Linked DNA regions of Homo sapiens: regions 2 and 3 are each linked to region 1. A link is a contact called in ENCODE Hi-C or POLR2A ChIA-PET data. All regions are on one chromosome and are shown on one strand. Each heading gives the region's core, a stretch centred on a gene start or an enhancer-like site at or near the end of the contact. The rest is flanking DNA. Distances are from core to core; before and after follow the strand shown.

Region 1 (2,700 bases), core at 5-2,504:
GGCTCAGAGAAGCCCAAGGTCTCATAGCAAGTGAGCCAGCTGGGGTTCAGATTTGAATCCAGGCACTCTGGCTCCCGATGCTGGGTGTGTTTTTAACCATTTTGTTATACTGTTACAGAATAAATGTGCACACAGTTTGTGATCCATAGTTACTGTTATAGGTAGGAAGAGAAATTGAAAAATATGAATAATTAAATAAATGTTAGACAAGTGAAGTAAAAAGTAGCTATAGAAGTTACAAAATGTTTTTCTGTCCTTGTGGTTGTGCACCTCTGGGTCAAGTGAAGCAAATATAATACCTCTTCTTTCTCCAGAAGAGTCACATGATCATGGCTTACTTTCCATTATAAACTATGTGTACTTTAGAACAAACACATTGCCACTGAGTAAAAATTACAGTGTTACTTTAAAAAAGTGAATTATTTCAGAAGTTATACCCACCAAACAAGCTATTTTTAAACAATTAATTTCACAAGAGTACCAGAAGCCTAAATATACTTTCAAAACAGCCTTCAGACACCAAGCAAATTTATACAAGGCACAGTTTGACAAATCTAACTCTAGCTTTCCATTGTTAGCCTCAAAGCCAAGTCAATATGAATGCTGGGTGGTAGAAAGCTCAGAGGGCCGCTGCATGTTTGAGCTCTTGCTGGGGCTCTGGATTCTGACCTCTGAACACTGTGACAAAGTGGAGCCCCACTCTGAAGGGAATGGGCAGCAAAGACATCTGAATTTCCTTCCCTCCACGTGCTGTGCTATCGCCTAATTTTTATCTATCTCTTAGGAGCCAACGACAAATGATTCAGGTGAATCCCAAGTTGTCTCTTTAGGGTTCTTAGAAAATGAGAGGTTTTTATGTCTGAGTACACAGTGAGAGAAAATGTAACTGATGTTCATTTTATTTATTTTTATATTTTAAGGGCTTCTAAGCCTAAAGACTTTAAGCATGCTGACCTGCCTGGAGAGCCCTGACCTATGCACAGCCTTACTTGCAAAATCCTGTGCTGATGATCCAAAGGCATTTCAGATCATAATTCTGGGGTCACCACCACTTGCGGTTATCATAAATACTTTTGAAGCAAGTGAAGAATAGGAAAGATTAAAAAATCTTTAAGGTATAAATTCTACTGAAGCAAGAAGAGATTGCATCTCATCTGAAGAAAGTCCTATAAACTTCAACCACTTAAAACTATATGACAGATACAAAAACAATCTCAAAAAAGGAAGTAGTTCTGTGTGTGACTCAGAGAATAAAAGATTACAGCATTTAGTCATAAGATACTTTGACAGGCGGTTGTTTCAGTGAAAGCACACTGAGTCTTACAGCTTGGACCAGTCATCCATTTAATTAGTGTCACTGTTTCCTACTCTTGCCAATACTCTGTCAAGCACTGAAGATATAGTGAACAAGACACCAGCTCTTCCTTCTTGGAGTTTATAGCTATTGTGGGGACAGGCAGGTAAACAGGCAACTTTAATTCCCACACTTGGGTTGAATGCATTATGGTACAGTACCACACAGGATGCCAGATGCATCTAGAGTATTCACCTGAAAGATAGAGTAGGAGAAAAAGTAGGGGAAGGTGGAGGTGCAGGTGGTGGTAGTGAAAGCGAAAAGCATTCCAGGCAGAAGCAGAAGCAACAGGCAGTTGAGAAAGAGCTTTGTGGATTAAAGCAACTGCTAGTAAGTTCAGTTTGGCTAAAATCTATAGTTGCAGAGGGGGTACTAGGTAAAGATGAGATTGAAGAAATGATCAGGGGTTAGATTCTGAAGGTTTTTTTAAAACTAGTTGAGGAGATCCACTCTATTCCTAAGGCAGTGTGGAGTCTGGATAGGTATGCCATTGATCTGGTCAGGTTTTATCCTACCCATTTCAGGAGTAGCTGGCAGGACTGGCTTCATGGGCATGTGAGCAGTATAGTTACACAGGACCCTATGCTTAGAAGAGCCCTGATCTGGGAGCTTAATGCTACCTGGTCACCATCTTCAAATTCTTAATAATTGTATTTTGGAATTTGTGTTTTGTAAATGATGTCTGAATGGACAACGGGGAATATGCAAGAAGCTTGGAGCCTCAACTCAAGGAAGGTCTTGCCTCCTGCCCCCAACCTGAGACAGCTTCTCAGCCATATGCTCCCCTGCCCCTGATACCCCATGTCGCACCTTACCTGAGCCCCAACAGCTGATACTCTTTGTCCCTGTCAAGGGCATGGGTATGAGTGTGGGGAAAGCAGGGTTGTGTGCTTTCACTCTGTGGAATCCCTGGATGGGCATGGCAGTGGCTGTCCCTGCCCTCAGCCCCAACAGCTGATACTCTTTGTCCCTGACAAGGGCATGGGTATGAGTGTGGGGAAGGCAGGGTTGTGTGCTTTCACTCTGTGGAATCCCTGGATGGGCATGGCAATGGCTGTCCCTGCCCTTAGACTGGTAGTACCATGTCATATCTGGTAGGCAATTGTGTGTCTTAGTGAGGGCAATCCCCTTGCCCACCCCTGATCTATGTACTGACTGTGTCCTGGCATGGAGGTTTAAAGATCTGTAGAGGTCATCCATCTGTTGTGGATTGGGGCAGCAGACCATGGGAAGAATACTTGCTGGAATTCCCCAGGCTCCACTTCTCTGTTGGAGTGTTGGTTAAGCAGCTTGGGGGAGGAGGAACCTGTTGACTATCAGGCCCAAGTGAGTATACCCCATGTAGC
Region 2 (2,700 bases), core at 111-2,610, 260 kb after region 1:
GTTGTTACTTCCTGCCATGATGCTTGAATGTGTTCAAGTACGTCCCTTATGTCATATTTCTTTCAAAACTCAGCTAAAAAAATGGCATGATTTCTAGTTAGAGCATTCCTAGTCTGTCTGAAAGTACATCTAATAGGCTTTCAAATTTGAAATAACTGCGTGGTCCATTGGATGGATTAATGAGGTTGTGTTGGGTGTAAAAAGCAAATTTTCACATTTCCATTTAAGAGAATCAGGTTGACCTGGAGTGTTATCCAACAGTAGTAGTACTTTAGAAGTTCAATTATTTTGCCTAAAGTATCTCTCTACCACTGGGAGACAAAGAGGCAACACAGCTACAGGCTTTGCTTTCCTTGTGTGAACTGAGTAACAGATGCACAGTGACCAATCACTGAATGATTTTGAAAGAAGTAATGCGATTGGTCACTGATTATGATGAACATTTGTCACTTACATAGCCATTTGTGGCCTGGAGAGCTAGCAGTGAAATTTGCAGCAGTTACTCACAATTAATATGCTGTGGTGACTAAAATTTGAACTGTTTTGTTGGGAACCTGGTGTTAAATAAACCATGGTAATCAAAATTCATGCATATCAAAACAATGCAAAGTGAGAATTATCTGCATTATGTATTTCTTTGCTTATTATGTTTCCCCTATGAGAATGTAAGCTACATGGGATGCAGACTTAGCCTATTTTGTTTACAGTGATATTCACAATGCCTAGAACAAAGTGTAGCACATAGTAGGGGCTCAATAAATACTCGTAGACAAGAAGAAAGGAAAAGAAAGAGAATGGAAGACAGGAAGGAAGAGAGACAGATGTAAAAATTATCTAGCTAGATCAACTTTCGCGTGAAGATGGTGCCCAGAGAAATGAAATCACTTTCCCAAAGGTACCCTGCACTTCAAGACTTCTGATTTGGGGTTTGAAATGTACCCTCTAACCCACATTGTTCCTCTCTCTCTCTCTCCCTGTCCATGCCTTTCAGTTTATGCATTCACATGAAGATGTGAGTAATAAAGTGGTAGAGGCCTTAATCACTTGACCTTTGAGGAAGGATAAGAGCTTTACTCCAGAAGGCCACAGCCCTGTGGTGGTGATGGTGGGGGTGACATTAGGGCCTTCCCAGACTCCCTAGTATCAGACCACAGAGGCTGCTAATTCTTAGTTTATGTCAAGCTATTTGCATTTTCTTTCCTAAATGTCCTTGTGTGGTGCTACTGTCAGAGTGTACAGGATGCTGGGGTTTTTCTGCTTGTAACTCACTGCCCTGAAGTTGGGTTTCTAATTTACTCAAGGGGCTCCAGTGTCTCAGAGCAGATGGGGCAGCCTGGCCAACGGGGAGAGGAAAAGGCTGATCGGATGAAGAACTTCTGTTTCTGTGACTAAGGACTTAGTCAGCTACCTGGTTTAGGATGTACTATTTGTCAGTAAGTGGATCAGGAGGAAGCAGCACTCATTCTGGCTAGAGTAATGGTTTTCAGTGCATTTTTTACTCATGAAATTCAAAAAGAACAGGGTGCCAGTTCAACCTTGTGGTTGAGGTTATGAATGAGAAAGGAAGCTTAAATTACCCAGAGAGGCTGTCCCCTTAGTCACAGTTTCAGAGCATTCCAGACTCCTGTGTCAATTAAACCATATTGAACTTCAATAAAATACCAAAAAGGCAAATAATGGTCTTTTTGGAGAGCTCCCTTTTGCCCTACCCTTTTGATTGCGCTCTGTCTCTCTCCCCCATCTCTCCACCTCCTCTCTCCTTTCTCCCTCCCTCTCTCCCTCTCTCTCTTTCCTTTTTTCTTTCTTTCTTTCTTTTCTCTCTCTCTCTCCCTCCTTTCTTTCTTTCTTTCTTTCTTTCTTTCTTTCTTTCTTTCTTTCTTTCTTTCTTTCCATTCTTTCCATTCTTTCTTTTCTTCCTTCCTTTCCTTTTGTGGAAAAAGTAGCCGTTCTTTATAAGAATAAAATCACGTAAGTAATTAATTGGAAATGACCTTAGCTGATCTAAAGATTCTAAATCCAAGCTCTGTGTAAACAACTGATATATGTTTTCTTTCATTTTCAGATCCTTTGCCTTTTCACTTTCTCCCTCCATCTTCCTCCCTCTCTCTTGTACCCTCAGATCGCCACGCTTTGGACCTCCCACGAATGGTTTGAACCTGAGGCATGAATTGAGCTTGACTCCCTTGAGGGAGAGTTGCGAGAGGTCAGTGGTGCCTGAACCTTTTCTTGTTAGATACTCTTACAGAAGTTTTGATGAAAAGAATGAGTTGGCCAGAATTAGTCTTGGTTTGGTACATTTCCAATATCTGTGCTTTTCCTGGTTGTCATTAGCATAAATATTTGAGAGTCAACACTGAAAGAATTTGAAAAACGTATTGACTGAAGATTTTTGTCACAAACACTCCATTTCAACTGGCATCTTTCACTCTTTGAAAGGTCTCTCATTTTAAATACCACTTTCTTCTTTTGTCCTATTGAATTTCAATTATGTGCAAAGCCTTTTGGGGAGACACAAAGATGGATAGGACACAGTTCTTACCCTTACTACCAAAAACCATGCAGGGAGATAAGAGTCAGGTTGGCAAAAAGCTAAACAAACACAAGGCTAAACTAATAGTTAAAAAACTCAAAACAAGAAAGGGTCCATGGAGGCCCTGTTTAATTTTCAGTTTACCTCTACAGGCAGAAAATATCAAAGGA
Region 3 (2,700 bases), core at 45-2,544, 320 kb after region 1:
ACATCATGAACAGGAACCTGTTGTATATAACACGGGTATTCAAAGCTTTATTGTCTTTTTCTAGAACCCTTTAACATAAAGGCAGCTCAGATTCAAGATTAGAAAACTGAATTCAACAGGCAGGAACACGCATACGAAACCAGTAAGAACTACTAATCACGACCTCTCAAAATGTCATGAACCATATAGATAGAAATAACCCCCCTTTTGCTGTACTAATGTAATCCAATAGAACAAACTTAAAATTCGTGACACAAATGTAAGAAACAAAAAACAAAAATCTATTGCCATTGTAATCTACCCTTCCCAATCAGGAGAGGTGTTTCCGACGCATTACTTGAACTTTCATTTTGTACAACTTTCATCTTGTAAGGTTCTAACTAAATACTTGACATCTTAATGCAGAGGAAAGGAAAGGAGGGCAAGTAGACTAATTCTGAAAGCATCCCTTCAAATTTCATACATGCTATTCAGACTAAATGGAAATCTACATCCATGGAAAGTTAATGTCGCAATTCTACTAAACAGCCCATTCTGATTTTATGTTTCTCCTCCACTAACAAGAAAAAATAAAACAACCAAATCTAGCTGTATTACATATGTTTAGCTAAACTGATAGCACTCAGCTCATTTTTGTTAATTACCTGGCTTCTTCTCAGTCTTTATGCGGTATTCTCGTGCTGCTCTTTTTTAGAACTCCTCACTGTTTATGTGTTCTCTGTTCAACACAGTTGTTAGGGGTCTGTGAACAATTTTTCAATTCCCACACACGCATATGATATCTATTAGGGAGCAATGCCACTTTTCACTTACCAATTCTGGATAAAGGAGTATTTCCTGGTGACAGAATGCTGCTGCTTCCGTTCACTAAAACTCCCTCTTCGCAGCTTGATAAATCTGATTATAAAACGTCTTTGTTCCAGATCACACGAGGCGCTTTTCCTACAAAAGTTTTCTAAAGAGTTATCTGCATTTCATTCCTGTGACAAAACAAATCAGAACAAGGGGGGTGGGGGGGGGAACAGGGAATAAGTCCACACAAGTTCCTGGCAAAGATTTTAAGCTGCATTTTTCTGAGTTTAATCAGTAACCTATATTAAAGTGACAGTTACCAGTTCAGGAAGCCTAGAGTTTGATCAAGTCGGTCACAACCACTTTGAGAGTCTTCCACTGGTGTGCGGACTCCAAGAAAGCAGTCACTTGGTCATCTATCACATGTGGCTGAATCACTGGACAGACCACCCCCGCCCCACACACCCCCAGCCCCCGTTGAGCAGCAGCCCAGGCAGGAGAGTGGCCGGACGCCCGACCCAAGACCTCTTATAGGGACCCGCCAATTAGCTGCTGACCAATCGCAGCCAGCACCTAGTACCTAAGTCACATGATAGGGCAGTCCCTATGACTGCAGGATTTCTGAATTACTGGGGTTACACAAAGGACACTCATTCAGGAAAAGAGAAAAAAAGCCATAAGCCGAAACAGAAAACGCCCAGGCTGCGACAACTACGGCTTTAAAACAGGGAACACCCCAGCCTCACACAGACAGAGAAAGAGCCACAACCAAGCCAGGATGAAAATCAGAAGAATGTCTGGCACATATTAAAAAATAATCCCAAAGCAGACGCTGAGTTTACAAACCCACTTCAGCTATAAATCTACTCCTCCTTCCCCTTCCTCTATAGTCTCCAATAATTTTACATTCTAAACTTTTTTATTTTAAAAAGCTCCAGTGAGCCTCTGCAAAACCGCTGTAAGAAAATGTGCGAGACACATGAGCCTCTCTTCCCATCCCCTCAAAATACCCCTGAAGGAGATTCAAATTGGCCATGAAAAGATTCCTAAGTGAAATACATTTCTTTTAAAATAGTTAAATAAATTAAGTGAAATTAAACATTGCCAGAACAGATTCGTATGGTAACTAACAAATCATCTCTCTCTCAATCATTTTAAACTGTACACATCAAGGACACTCTTGTTAAGTAAACGAGCCCACTTTGTGAACTAGATACCCATTTATTTTTATTTGAATGCCCCCAATTTGTCTCTTAAACACCTTTTATGTTTAGGAAGAAATTCAACTGCGAACACCCCTACCATTGCTCCGACCTCCAAAAATGGTACTTACAAATGTTCCTTGTTTGGATCTGTCGACTTCTTCTCCCCTCCCCCGACATTTGGAGTCAAAATATGGGCTCAACCTCATCCTTCAAACCTAAAGGCCCTATTTTGATCGTGCAAGACTGCAACAGCTCCTTCTCCCAGGCAAGCCCAGAACACTGTGCCGCTTGCCATTCCCAATTTATGGAAGGAAGTGTATGTCAAACAAACCAGGTGATGACTCAGACTGCCTCCTCCAGCCACGTTTTCCCTAGAATGGGAGGGTAGTTTAAGTGCAGCCCATTTGGATGTGACTCAGTTTTATTAGACTGGTGGCTGTAGCTAAGCTGACAAGCTCACATTTTTTTTAAATAACTTGTACATTTAGAGATCAGGACGCACATTCCAACTGGTTTCAAGAATTGAATCATGTAAACAGGAGAGATGCAAGATTATTTTTAAGGTATGGCAACGCTCTGGCTCTGTTCCCTAATATTTTAAATTTCAGAACTGTGCACTGAAATTTTTACAATGGAGGCAACCAAACGTTTTAATTCACACAAGAGTAGCAAACAGGTTTTCTACATTTAGGTTTACTTGAGG

What was found. A loop is a pair of places that touch in the nucleus more often than their neighbours do. ChIA-PET counts read pairs that join two places held with the same protein, here RNA polymerase II (POLR2A). Pooled maps may share reads with other maps.
Region 2: a loop to region 1 is called in a pooled map, with 10 times the contacts of the local background. The contact joins two enhancer-like sites. A Hi-C loop is called at or near these places in 5 of 50 pooled maps. POLR2A ChIA-PET finds 5 or more read pairs at or near these places in 2 of 52 experiments (PC-3 and activated CD4-positive, alpha-beta T cell).
Region 3: a loop to region 1 is called in a map of sigmoid colon, with 2.5 times the contacts of the local background. The contact joins the promoter of MIR222HG here to the enhancer-like site in region 1. A Hi-C loop is called at or near these places in 1 of 168 maps with a recorded cell type or tissue (sigmoid colon) and 1 of 50 pooled maps. POLR2A ChIA-PET finds 5 or more read pairs at or near these places in 1 of 52 experiments (HCT116).

Annotation. Positions count from the first base shown.
Region 1 is chrX:45,444,942-45,447,641 of GRCh38, forward strand. No RefSeq gene overlaps it. Among named protein-coding and RNA genes, the nearest start is that of LINC01204, 59 kb to the right of the region's middle. Within about 2 kb of position 1,255, at least 3 of the 41 ENCODE cell types and tissues checked have a DNase peak (open chromatin) inside an H3K27ac peak, as active enhancers do; they include HCT116 and PC-3, where a contact is called at or near this core.
Region 2 is chrX:45,709,156-45,711,855 of GRCh38, forward strand. No RefSeq gene overlaps it. Among named protein-coding and RNA genes, the nearest start is that of MIR221, 36 kb to the right of the region's middle. RefSeq lists an enhancer at 967-1,066. Within about 2 kb of position 1,361, at least 6 of the 41 ENCODE cell types and tissues checked have a DNase peak (open chromatin) inside an H3K27ac peak, as active enhancers do; they include PC-3, where a contact is called at or near this core.
Region 3 is chrX:45,768,973-45,771,672 of GRCh38, forward strand. MIR222HG (miR222/221 cluster host gene) reads right to left here and starts at 1,295. Exons shown (of 2, transcript NR_170290.1): 1 at 1,113-1,295; 2 at 1-980.